Linked DNA regions of Homo sapiens: region 2 is linked to region 1. Evidence: read pairs that join two places in POLR2A ChIA-PET (ENCODE). Cell type or tissue: PC-9. All regions are shown on one strand. Each heading gives the region's core, and the rest is flanking DNA. Links, peaks and the distances in the headings are about the cores only. Region 1 overlaps LINC01543 (long intergenic non-protein coding RNA 1543). Region 2 overlaps LOC105372041 (a long non-coding RNA gene).

Evidence for each region. ChIA-PET counts read pairs that join two places held together with the same protein. Peaks named below come from ENCODE experiments on the same cell type or tissue, not always from the same donor. Only the 100,000 strongest peaks of a DNase experiment are listed, where the experiment ranks them.
Region 2: POLR2A ChIA-PET joins it to region 1 with 7 read pairs; 1 of 35 experiments calls an interaction of 5 or more read pairs at or near these places.

The regions. Positions count from the first base shown.
Region 1 is chr18:26,428,289-26,431,211 of GRCh38, forward strand. All of the region lies in intron 3 of LINC01543 (long intergenic non-protein coding RNA 1543), which reads left to right. Among named protein-coding and RNA genes, the nearest start is that of LINC01543, 6.8 kb to the left of the region's middle. In PC-9, for the core only: no CTCF peak of the experiment used is centred there; a DNase peak (open chromatin) is centred at 1,443; H3K27ac peaks cover 1,317 bases.
Region 2 is chr18:27,377,070-27,379,992 of GRCh38, forward strand. The region is part of intron 1 of LOC105372041 (a long non-coding RNA gene); the gene reads left to right. Among named protein-coding and RNA genes, the nearest start is that of LINC01908, 150 kb to the left of the region's middle. In PC-9, for the core only: no CTCF peak of the experiment used is centred there; a DNase peak (open chromatin) is centred at 1,472; H3K27ac peaks cover 1,789 bases.

The DNA.
Region 1 (2,923 bases), core at 252-2,751:
CAGCCTCCCAAGTAGCTGCGATTACAGATGTGTGCCTCCATGCCTGGCTAGTTTTTGCATTTTTAGTAGAGATGGGGTTTCACCATGTTGGCTAGGCTGGTCTTGAACTCGTGGTCTTAAGTGATCTGTCTGGCTCAGCCTCCCAAAGTGTTGGGATTACAGGCATGAGCCACCGCGTCTGGCCTCTCCAGAACTTTTTTATCTTCTAAACTGAAACTTTGTACTCTGTACAGAAGTACTCCCCATGCTTCCTTCAGCCCCTGGCAACCACCTGTCTACTTTCTGTCTCTATGAATTTGGTTGCTCAAGGTCTGTGTCTATATTCTAGGCCTATTATTAGTTTTAAGCTCCTATGATGCTCCAAGTAGAGCTTTGGCATTTAGGATTCAGTGGTGAGCAAAGCAAATGAGGATTCTACCCTCCAACCTGCCTCAGTCTGCTTTAACTAACTTTATGTGTTTTGGTTTTTTGTTTTTTTGAAACGGAGTCTTTCTCTGCTGCCCAGGCTGGAGTGCAGTGGCGTAAACTCGGCTCACTGCAACTTTGCCTCCCAGGTTCAAGCAATTCTCGTGCCTCAACCTCTGAGTAGCTGGGACTACAGGTGCACGCCACCATGCCCGGCTAATTTTTGTATTTTTTAGTAGAGATGGGGTTTCTCCATGTTGGCCCAGCTGGCCTTGAACTCCTGGCCTCAGGTGATCCTCCCACCTTGGCCTTCCAAAGTGCTGGATTACAGGCGTGAGCCACCATGCCTAGTCTGCTTTAACTAACTTTAACTAGCCTAACCTAGTACTGCTTTAGGTTAGTCTTTGGAGAGGCAAGGAGGTGGGCTATATCCAAGCTTGTGACAAAATGTGATAGATTTGGTGAGAGCCACAGCAGATGAGAGAAGAGGGGATGGGAGAGTTGAGACTGGAATTGAGTGAGATATAAAAAGTGACTATGGTCCTGGTGCAGTGGCTCATGCCTGTAATCCCAGCACTTTGGAAGGCTGAGGCAGGCAGATCATGAGGTCAAGAGTTCGAGACCGGCCTGACCAACATGGTGAAACCCCGTCTCTACTAAAAATACAAAAATCAGCCAGGCATGGTGGCATGCACCTGTAATCCCAGCTACTCAGAAGGCTGAGGCAGGAGAATTGCTTGAACCTGGGCGGAGGTTGTGGTGAGCTGAGATCGCGCCACTACACAGCCTGGGCGACAGAGCGAGACTCCATCTCAAAAAAAAAGAAAAGTGACTATGGGGAAAGATAAATATCCAGGGAATTCCTCAGAACTTGGGGGAGAGATGGGACTTCCTGCACTATGAAGATTGGGGTTGTATTTATTTCAATTGAATGCTATAGGAAAAGATGATCCCAAAAGTGCGTTCCCTGATGGACATAGGAACATTAGGGTGTCATCAGTATTCATAACCTTGGAATGACTCAGGACTCAGAGCCTGGGAGGATCAGGTTTCAGGCTGGGAGGAGAGAATATGAGAGGGAGAGGCTGTGCTTCCCAGGCTAAAGCTTCGTTGCATGGCTGACAGCCTGCCCACACTGGAGTGGATTACACACTCTGCTCCCTTCTGCCTGCCTTTACCTTGGGATAACATATACATTTCCAATTACAGGGCTGGTTAAAAATCAATACGAAGGTGGGAGAAAACAGATCATTTTTCTTATGGAAGTAACTGTTTTCATTAATTTTTCATTAGTGCTGCCTTTGTTTTGCTATCCATCACTGGCAGAGCTGTGGCCTGCATTTCAGCTAGTGTGCGTGTTTCTTGGATTCAGGAGATACTGATTGATAAAGCCAGCAGTTTAATGTTCATGACTACTGATTGTGGAACAGGTTTAGGCGACTGGTTTTTAAAAATATTTTTGATTATTAAGTTTTATAGGTACATAGTCAATGTAGGTATTTATGGGGCACATGAGATATTTTGATACAGGCATGCAACGTGTCATAATCTCATCAGGGTAAATGGGGTTTCCGTCACCTCAAGCATTCATCATTTCTTTGTGTTATGAACATTCCAATTTTATTCACTCAGTTGTTTTAAAATGTGCAACAAATTATTGCTGATTGTAGTTACCCTCTTGTGCTATCAAATACTAAATCTTATTTGTGGTATCTAACTATATATTTCTACCCATTAGCCATCCCCATTTCCCATCCCTCTCTCCCCACTATCCTTCCCAGTCTCTGCTAACCATCTTTTTACCCTCTATCTCCATGAGTTCAATTGTTTTAATTTTAGTTCCCACAAATGATTGAGAACATGCTAAATTTCTTTCTGTCTGTGCCTGAATTATGTCACTTAACATAACATCTTCTAGTTCCATCCATGTTGTTGACAGGATCTCATTCTTTTTAATGGCTTAATAGTACTCCATTTTGTGTATATAACACATACACCTTTTTTGTTGTTGTTTTTGAGACAGAGTCTTGCTCTGTCTCCCAGGCTGAAGTGCAGTGGTATGATCATGGATCACTGCAGCCTCCACCTCTCAGGCTCAAGTGATCCCCCTACCTCAGCCTCCCAAGTAGCTGAGACTACAGGCGTGCACTGGCTAATTTTTTTTTTTCTAATGTAGTGTAGATACAGCGTTTTACCATGTTGCCCAGGCTGGCCTTAAACTCCTGAGCTCAAGTGATCCTCCTGCCTCAGCCTCCCAAAGTGCTGGGATTACAGGCGTGAGCCACCGCACCCTGCCCATAACACATTTTATTTGTCCATTTGTCTGTTGCTGGACACTTAGGTTGCTTCCAAATCTTTGCTATTGTGAATAGTGCTACAATAAACATGGGAGTGCAGATTATCTCTGTTCAATATACTGATCTCCTTTCTTTCGGGTATACGCAGCAGTGGGATTGCTGGATCATATGGTAGCTCATACGGTAGTTTTGCAAGGAATCTCCATACTGTTCTCCATAGT
Region 2 (2,923 bases), core at 224-2,723, 950 kb after region 1:
CATCTCTACTATTATTATGTTGACTTTTTGTAAAAACATGATACTCTTGTAAGTTAGCTATGGAAACTATAACCTGAAGCAAAGTATTTCCTTAAAAGGATCAATTACAGGAAAGAGATCTTCCCATAAATTGTTAATTGACATTTTCTGTCAAATCACCTTTGCAAATGACCCCCAGGAGTATTAAATGTTGTGAAAACATCCTCACATTCAGAATCTGCCAACCTGCAGGTAGGGAGCTTCTTAGGAAAGTGGATAGAAACTAGTTACCAGGAGGTGGAAATACTTAGGTAGACACCCTTGCTGCAGGCTGACCAGGAGCCAGCATTCCACAAAATCAAACTCCAGCTTGAATTCATTGTTTTCAGCTAAGTTGCTGCCTTCAGGTTTTTGTGGTTTAACCCAAGGATTTTCTGAATCAGCCAGCCCCCGGACTGAGTACTTGCTGTGTATGGTGTACTCTTCTAGGTCTTTGGGAAATGAAGTAATATTTCCAACAGCTATAAAAAAATAAACAGGGTCAAGCAGGTACTAGTTAAGAAAGAGAATTTTATTTTTTTTTTCCTTAGGTCTTAAGGAATGTAGAAATTGAGGTTTTTCGTTTGTCATAGTGAAGAAAGATGACTTTTATAATATAGAAGCAGGTTAAGAACTAAGCAGAATGTATCTTAAAGTATTCCCCAAATGAAAATGATTTGTATCTAGTTATACATTCATCTCTGGGTCTCTCCATTTTCTTATCAATAGGCTTTAAATAAAAGTCTTATTTAAATATGTAGCCTCTTTTCAATTTTGCTACAAAAAGATATACTGGATGATAAAGAAGAAATGTCCCCACAGGCCAGGAAAGTGTTAATGGCAGGAAAAATGAGGGGTCCTCAAGGGAAAGGTGTAGTCAGAGGATTAGAGCTGGGGATAGAAGAGTCTATTTCCTCCTTCAGATGGAAAGTCTTTTTCCATGGCCAGCTTTCAAGGTTAGGGTTTGATTTTATTGGTTGTGGCAGTGTTTTCTTTTTTATGTTGATTTTATATAGTGTGAAGAACTGTGCTAGGTTCTTGGAACATAAAACAGATAAGACCTAGGCATTGCCCTAAGGGTGGTCAAGTTATCTTGATTAATTTGACTTTTTTTTATCAAGGAAATTTTGATTTGCAGGGCATTTGTCGCGTCATTGCGTCGAAATATAAAATGACTATTTTAAAATAGCAATAATATTCTTAATCACACCTTACCTAATTTCTACCCCTCTTCCCAATTCTTCTCCTCCTACTCACTGGGCAGTAATGGAGTGGAGCCAAAAGTAGGAAAAGAAGCGCTCATTTTTTAATTTTAAAAGCTTGAAATATAATGGCTAATTGTTGAGGCCATGTAAAACTAGCTGTTTCATTGTAACCACATCTAAATGGCTGCATGAAATTGTTTACAGGGAACTTCCTTGGCCTCCTGACTCACAGGTTTCAGTAGAAACACGAAGCTGTCAGCCAGGTCATCTGGGTTTTCCAGGAGAAATGATTCAGAGCTATGGTTTCCAGCGGGGGAGGTGCAGTACCATTGACTGTTTTTGCAAATACTTAATGTTGAAAAAGTTAATGATTGCATCTGCCTTAAACCTAGAGCAACCTTGGAGAAGAAAGGTTTCACCCACAATTTCTCTTGCTTGATTTGATCAGAATCTCAAATGAGACCAACAACTGATTTGTTGACTTGGTTGATAGTTCCTAAGGGTTACTTTTGGCCAAATAGCTCTGTGCACTTCTGATTTAGAAGCTAAACTAGATTTGATCCTCTTTTAAACTGTCACACCAAGGCATGCAGTTTGACTTGTGTGTTCATGCTTGACCACACACTGAATTGTAATCAACTACTCAGACAGTTCCTTTCAATGTAGTGAGATGTGATATCCCAAACTACTCATCTTCCCAGTGTAGAATTCTCCAAAGTATGTGCTACAGAACATTAGTGACCTGAGCTTTTAGAAGCTATTCTATGAAAGACAAGATTTTTTTGGTTAAATGAGTATGGAAAACCTTGGTCTAAACAATGTGAAATGGATTTATTTACTCCAGGATTTCTCAAAACTTCAAATAGCGAAGTGAGGGAAGTGAATTAGCTCTGAGTCCTAGCTCTACCTCTTTGTAATTTTTACCTTGAGCAAGTTATTTAATCTTTCCAAGGCTTAATATACTTATCTGTAAAATGAGGATACAAATATCTATGTCACAGAATTGGTCAGCGGATTAAATAAAATAAAATACCAAAAGTGATAATTTTTGCCATTTGTTTTCAGGTGTATTTTGTATCACTGTGTTTCTACATCATCATACAATTTAGGTTATGTTTTGGCATACCAAAGTGTAGATTCAGCTTTATTTTTAAAAATTTTATATTTTTTTATTTACTTTTAGAGAAAGGGTCTTGCTCTGTCACCCAGGTTGGCGTGCACTGGCATGATCATAGTTCATGATAACCTCGAACTCTTGAGCTCAAGTGATCCTCTCACCTCAGCCTCCTAAATATCTGGGTCTACAGGCAGGGTCTACAGGCATGTGTCCTCTCACCTCCAGCTATTCAGGAGGCTGGGGTGAGAGGATCACTTGAGCTCAGGAGTTCGAGGTTATAGTGAACTATGATCACGCCAGTGCACGCCAGCCTGGGTGGCAGAGAAAGACCCTTTCTCTAAAAGTAAGTAAGAATAAATAAAATTTTTTAAAAATTCTATTTAAAATCCAGTTCTAATTTTAATTTGCAAACAAAGCAGAGGTATTGCTGAGCATTTAAAATTCTACTTAATCACTCTTCTATTAGATGCCCCATTGGAAATCACACAGCAAATCTCTGGGAATTATCTGACCATTTAATGTCCATTTTTATGTGACCTTAGTATTATCCTATACTAGTCATTGATTTTTCTGTTGGAATTCT